Linked DNA regions of Mus musculus: region 1 is linked to region 2. Evidence: chromatin contacts called from ENCODE POLR2A ChIA-PET data. All regions are on one chromosome and are shown on one strand. Each heading gives the region's core, a stretch centred on a gene start or an enhancer-like site at or near the end of the contact. The rest is flanking DNA. Distances are from core to core; before and after follow the strand shown.

Region 1 (3,592 bases), core at 1,040-3,539, 42 kb before region 2:
GATTTTAACTGACAGCACATGGAGAATAACAGAAAAAAAAATAGTTGTAGTCTAACTAGATGTATGACCTTCAAACATTTTAAGTCTCAGCAGGAATGGTGGCACACACCCAGTGATCCCAGCACTGTTCCGGAGGCAGCACTAGGAGCATGTGGAAATTAGAGACCAGCTTTATCTACAAATTAAGTTCCAGGTCTCAGGTCAGACCCAGTGTCTTTTTTTTTTTTTTTAAATTAAGTCTTAGGTCAGTGGTTCTTCTGGTATTATCACACCCACTGTTCTCTCTGCGGAGTAATAAGCCTTTCTCAAGAAAGAGAGAGAGAGACAGACAGACAGACACACACACACACACACACACACACACAGAAGGAAAGAGAAAAAAATTCCCTAAGCTCAGTTCCCACACCTACAAACGGAATTGGTTTGTAAATCCTAAAGTTTTTTTTTTCCTCCCCAGTCTAAAATACTACATCTATTGGGGGTACAATCAGTAGAGTGGATGTTCCTATTCTCCTGTTCAGTAGATTTTTGAGTAGAAGCTATGTAAGTTGAGCACTAGAGTTTGATCCCAAGTTGTAAGGCTGAAATGCAGCTCAGAGATACAGCACCTGTTCACTGTGTCCCAAGCCAACACCAAAGAGGAAAATAAAATAGGAAAAAAACAAGCTCCATATATTTTATGTCCCTAAGAAACGTCACTGCTCCGGAGAAATACTCCAAACAACATCTCAGAGTCTTCAATATTAAGACCTGATCTTGTTTTCTTAGTTTAATAATACGTGAGTCAAATGCTCAAACTAGCCAATGAAAGGTGAAAAAAACATTCCACATGGTACATACACATTTGGGCACGTGACACTAAGTGGCTAAAAATTCTCACCACATACCGCATCCTAAAATATAAGTTTTCCCCTTTCAGACTGGCATGGGGGATGTACATTATACGTGTACTACATATTATACATATATAATGTTATATATAACATGCAAAAAGCACTTATTTCAAAATATACCAGAAGACAAAACCAAATAAATAACTAATAGGTCAAAATTTAGTGATGACTATTAGAAAATACAAGTAGAACCAATTCTGGGGCAAAAAAGAAAAAAAATGGTGTCAAATTTTCCACTATCAGCTACTAAACATGAACTTTTTTTTTTTTAAATCAACTTGCCTGCAAAAAATGCAATTTTACGAAACCGACCTGAAAAGGGGAACCCATCAGTGATTCTTAATTGAAGTAATAACTTTAAGCAGAAATGCATCTATTTTGATGCAACCTCGCCAAATTATTATGTGTTTTTTCGACTGGAAAATACCTTCCCCCATAGAGTCATAACCGCTAAGATTTCAAAACAATCTTTTACTTACACAATCTCCAATAATACGGCACTCAAAACAGAAAATCCACCCAAACCCTCACTGTCTTCACCCGGTATAGAACGGGATTAATAATCCACGTTCAATGCAAAAGGCAAAATGGAGTTGTAAAAGAGTTTCTTGCCTAGTCCAACTCCCGACAGCCACACGCGCTTCGCAGTGGCAGGCTACCCCAGCGCGGTCGCGGACCGGCCGGGAGCCCCCGCCCAGCCCGGCGCAACCCTGAGAGGAAGCGACGAGGAGGGCGGGCGGCTAGGGCTCCACCAGGCCCGGCCGGGCGGGGGAAGGGGGACTGGAGGCGGCGGGGCGCGCTTCCGGGGACTGCGCGGGCGGGGCCGCCGCCTCGGGCGCGGGGCCCCAGGTCAGGGGCCGGGGCGAGGGGCTGCGGGCCGAGAGCAGCAGGTGGGGCGCGACCGCGGGCAGGCGACGGGCCGGAGGCCGGAAAAGTGCTTGCCGATCAGCCGACCAGCCGGGCCCGGAGCCGAGGCGGCTGGAGGGAAATGCTCCTGCTCACCTCAAGGCGAGGACTCCGAGTCCGGCCTCTTCGCGCTGAGGACGCTTGTCCGCGAGTCCGCGAGCTCCGAGCCAAGGACGGGCAGCTCCGTGGGAGACGGCGGGCTATGGAGAGAACCGACGGAGGACCGCGGGCGGCGGGCGGGGAGCGCGAGCGAACGAGGGCGGGCGGTGGCGGGAGGGCGGGGAGCGACGTGCGCGGCCCCGAGCGCCCTGCGGGCTCGAGCTGGCGCCAGTCGCGGCCCCGCGCACGCGCGCACACTCTCAGTTCAGCCACGATTGCTCAAGAACGCATCCACGCCCTGAGAGCTAGACGCTTAACCAATCATGGCAGACGCGTGGAGCATGACGGGAACACCGGGGCTATAAAAGAGCGAGTTGCTATTTTATCCTCACCGAATCACTCATCCTTTAAGCAAGCAGGGTGGGGCTGGGTGCGCCTGCGCGGTTTTAAAAACCCCTCCCCAAACTGCCAACACTTCGCGCAAGCGAAGTAGATCTTCCTTGCCTTGTATTACGCGTGCGCACTGACAGGCCTAACCCCGGAAGACCATACGCTTGCGCAGTAAGAACTACGGTGACAGTACTCCCGGTGGGGCGCTGGCCAGTCATGGCGGAGCCTTGGGCCGGGCAGTTTCTGCAAGCTTTGCCCGCCACGGTGCTCGGAGCGCTGGGCACCCTGGGCAGCGACTTTCTGCGGGAGTGGGAGACACAAGACATGCGAGTGACTCTCTTCAAGCTGCTCCTGCTGTGGTTGGTGTTAAGTCTCCTGGGCATCCAGCTGGCCTGGGGGTTCTACGGGAACACAGTGACCGGGTTGTATCACCGTCCAGGTGAGGCTCCCTACGAACCTCCTTGGCCCGGCTGTCCCTACCACCACCATACTGTACCATTGGGTTCTCCTGTGTCCACATAGACTACCACTGGTCCTCCAGGAGCCTCACTGTACCCAGACTTACAACCCCGTACCATTTTACACCACAAGCCCCTCATGCCCATCATCACGTTGTTAACTGTTTCTCAAAACCCTTCCTGGACAATACCACTAGTCCCTAGTATCCCAGCCTCAATCTCTATTAAACTATACCAGTGGCCCCTGACCTGACCTGGGCTATTGCCTGCTCAGATCCCCACCCTCAGCCTCCTGCAGCTATGGGTGTGTTCCTGCCTCCAGGTCTGGGTGGCCAGAATGGATCCACACCTGATGGCTCCACACATTTCTCTTCATGGTGAGTAAATCTCTGTCTATCCCAACCCCATGCTTGACAGGCAGAGAACTCTCAGCATGTGAGTGCACCAGCTTAGTGGCTGTGCAAGAATCCTTCAAGGCTAATGGTAGAGCTCAGGATTCCAGTTGGGGGTTCCCAGTGGCTTTAGAGCCTCTCATCAGCATGTTCAGTGGGGATGGATGGTGGTGTTACCTTAATTTCAGAAAGGTGATGTGCCAGGTCTATTGAAAACAAATCCCTTGGTTGGGAAGTCTTTCTTTAGGAAGGCAAGAACATCTATTCTAGGCAAGTACTGTACCACTGGAGCTATAACCCCCAGCCTAACAGTCTCTATTCTTAGCATACGACCTCATCAAGTCAACCTCCTAATCTCTAAAAACAACAGCTTACTTATCAGGACATTTCATTCAGCTAATCTCTGAGCTTCTACCACACGGCAGAGGTCACAGTACACCAGAAAACAAGGACA
Region 2 (3,430 bases), core at 2-2,501:
AAATGGTACAGTCTTAAAGTCAGAATCTGAGAAGCCATTAACTCTTCAGTTTATTAACATCCAAGGGATGGCCTGCTCTTGCTCTCCTGGATTTTAGTTCCTCTTCCTTTTCTAGGCTCTATGAGTTAGTCACGTAAGAATTGAGAAATTGCAAACAGGTATTTGAGGTAGGGCATTTCTTCCTGAAAATTTTTTCTCCTAGACTCTTCTGAAGAGAACTGCCCGTCCTTTAGGCAGGAATCCCAGGCTGAGTAGCCGCCGGGTCTGTATTCAGAATGAGTTTACTGATAACAGCTTGTGTCTGAAACTCCAGCCTGGCCCTAGGCCAAAGAGGAATGGATTCCTTCTAGCAGTGTGGGGTCAGTTAGGAAGGGAGCAGAGCCTACCACAGTTCTGATTTCCACAGGTATTATGCACTGTCAGGTTTAGTAACTTGTTAAATCTCCAGTCTCTGGAGTTTGGGCCCTCTGGTGAGCCCAGGAGAGTTAAGAACTACTTTAGGACCCTCCATAAATGGGGGAGGCCAGATTCTAGCAGTAACCACCCATCTAAAGAATGTGGGCCACCGGGGGGTGAGTGACCTGTGCTAGCGGGTCAGAGCTATTTTGAGCTCCAGAGGAGGCATTGGATTTTAGCTTTCCAAGGAGGGGGAGGGGAAGCCTGTTGTATGGCCAGCACTAAAGAAATGGGTTACCTTCCTGCCCACCCACCCGGATCTGGCCTTAGTTTCTCCATCCATATTAAGGAGAGGGTAACAAGGCCTCTCTTCCTTTGCAATTGGGAGGGCGCTTCCTGAGTGTTTGAATGGTTTAGATACCGCTTGCGTTTTGCTCGAAGGAAATTAGGGGGCAGCTGTGTGGTGGCTTGTTGTGGCCGGACCGGTTCGCCGGCCTGTCCATACCTCGATTTATTCTTCGGGAGAAGTTGGGAAAGGTGCCCCTCCCCCACCCCAGCTAGCAAGCGCTCCCAGCTACCCGGACTGGCTAAGGCGTGTCCCGGGACCCACTTGGTCGACTTCGGGGGCGGGGCCTCTACGTCGGGGCGTGGCTTTTGGGGCGGGGGCGTGACAGGCCAATGGGCAGAGAGGTGCGGGACGGGGCGGGGCCTGTGCGCGGGTGCGGCGCGCTGCGGGGCTAGCGACGCAGGCAGAAGCGGGCCGCGCGCTGAAGGCTAGTCGGCGCCGCTCCGAGTCGGCCGTGGGATTGGCTGCGGCACTCGCGTGTCAGGCGGTTGCTAGGCTCCGGCCGCGCGCCCCGCCCTCGCGCTCGGCGCCCTCTCACCGCTCGGTACGTGATCGCGCGGAGGCTGCGGCGCGGCGCTCGCGCTCCTGGGGCTCGGGGGCGGCAGCGGCGGTAGCTTCGCGCGGAGTCCCCGGGGAGTGGCGGCGGTGTCCCTGGGCCCGGAGGAGCGAACACCTGCCGCGGCCTGCCCGTGGTGCTGGGTGAGTGCGCCTCCCGCCTCTGCCTCCCGGTGCCTGCCTGCTGGGGCCGGGATCCCCGCTGCAGCCGACCGAGCCTTCCGCGGAACACCTGCTGCTGCTCCCTTTCGGCCCGGGGCGGGGACACGGCCACGGACGTCCTTGCGGGTGAGGAGGCGGCGCCGCCGCCGTCCGTGCGGAGCCGCCCCTCGGCTCTCCGTCCGGTAGCTGAAGGCTGAGGCCGGAGCTGCGCGCCGCGGCGACGGGCCAGGCCTCGGCCCCGGCCCGCGCTCCCGGGAACGCGGGGCCTGTGCATCGGCCGCGGGCGTGTGCGGCCTGCGGGCTGCCTCCGGGTTGCCAGTGGGGGTCGCGGCCCAGTTAGGAGGCATCTCTACTGTGGGGCTCCTGCCAGAGGCTGGGAAGGGCGCCGCCCCCGCCTCTTGCTTTGAGCTGCTCCGAGTCTTGGGGTTCTTTCCTCCCCCTCGGTTGCGCTTCTGTGGGAGACTCCTTTACTACCTTTGCAGTGGGTATTTGGGAAATCAGGTTCACTTGCGAGTATATTTGGAAAATGTTCCCAGAGGGAACACCATGTTGACTCAGAGTCCTTTGCTATAACTCCCAAGTTCATTTATTGACAAACTCAACGGGCAATTAAAAACACACCTCTTAATCTCTACAATTTGAGAAGCTTTTGTTAAGTTGAATTACATCAAGATTAGTTTTCGTGGTGATGACGAAGTTTTGACTGGTCCGCCTAGTCTGGGACAGTACCTTTATAGCCTAGAGGTCTAACTTGAGAGTCCAGCCTGCTGTTTCCCTAAATAAGCGAGTAGAAGTAGTTCTTGGCGTGGAAGCCAGACTCGTGAAGTGAGGGTGGTGTTTATAGAACATAACTCCAGCTAGAGTTGGGTGTGCTTCCAGATGTTTTGGAATCTGATGGAGATGGGGTGTTGCAATCATATTAGTATATATTGTGCTTAATGAGCAAGAGACATACTTTCAGAATGTTCTAGTTTAGAAAAAGAATTCCACGGTAACGGGTTGTACAGATCGATGGTTTAAATATGGAGAATTGAAGTTCTTTTTGCCTTGAAGTCAAGGACATGGTCAGCGTGCTTAAAGGACATAGGGGCTATTGGAGAAATCAGATCTCACTAGGGAGTTAGTTGCAAGGCGTGTGGGATCCTGTGTGAAGGTAGGAGTAAGTAGCACTATGCAGGCAGCACCGGGTGGGAATGTGCAAGCATTGTTGATATGTACCTCTGTTGAAATTGTCACCGGACAAGTCCTCATCATTCTAAAAAACCTGATTTGACAAGATGCATTCATTTAGTAAATGTTTGACTTTACTCCCTGGGGACTTCTGGGTAGGACTTGGGGGCCCATGTAATACATCTTGCTTTGTCCTTAACTGATTTTGGGTTCAGTGAATGAGAATCAGAACCCATGACGAGAATATGCTTGCTTGCATGGTAGCCTGAAGAGAGCCTTCCTGAGCCGTGCGTGGCCTTCAGGGCCAGCAGGAATTAGCTGGGGGACATAAAGGCTTGTACACCCGGAACCACATGTACATGGTTTAAAATAGAGCCTGGGAGTCTTCCAGCTGGACAGGTGGGAGCTCTGGGCCTTCTTTGCACATAGGAGCTCCAACCTCTTAGGGTACAGGAGCTTGAGAATGCTTTTAATCGTTTGAGTGGCATAATCTAGATCGAGTTTAGAAAGAGATATGTTGGTGGCATGTCGGGAGTGTCAGAGATGTCCAGACCTCTGGTAGTAAAGTCAGCCAGCTGAGAGGAAGGAGGACGAGCCATTTGAGAGGGGAGACTGAAAAGGTAGTGCAAAGTGAATGGCCAGCCTGATGGGAGGGGAAGCCTGAAGTCAGGAATGTTCAGGCCCAAAGTCTAAGAATGACCAAGGATTTAAAGCCATTGGGGTGGGGGTGGGGATTTAAAGCTATGTGGTAGAGATTCTGCATATCGTGGGTGAAGTTCTAAGTTTCAACCCCCAAAACCA

Evidence for each region. ChIA-PET counts read pairs that join two places held with the same protein, here RNA polymerase II (POLR2A).
Region 1: POLR2A ChIA-PET joins it to region 2 with 23 read pairs in embryonic stem cell. The contact joins the promoter of Rhoa here to the promoter of Dag1 in region 2. POLR2A ChIA-PET finds 5 or more read pairs at or near these places in 3 of 5 experiments (Patski and embryonic stem cell).

What each region holds. Positions count from the first base shown.
Region 1 is chr9:108,304,857-108,308,448 of GRCm38, reverse strand. It overlaps Rhoa (ras homolog family member A), which reads right to left and starts at 2,289. Exons shown (of 6, transcript NM_016802.5): 1 at 1,896-2,289. Tcta (T cell leukemia translocation altered gene) reads left to right here and starts at 2,290. Exons shown (of 3, transcript NM_001311156.1): 1 at 2,290-2,727; 2 at 3,069-3,123. The coding sequence starts at 2,505.
Region 2 is chr9:108,261,636-108,265,065 of GRCm38, reverse strand. It overlaps Dag1 (dystroglycan 1), which reads left to right and starts at 1,251. Exons shown (of 4, transcript NM_001276482.1): 1 at 1,251-1,441.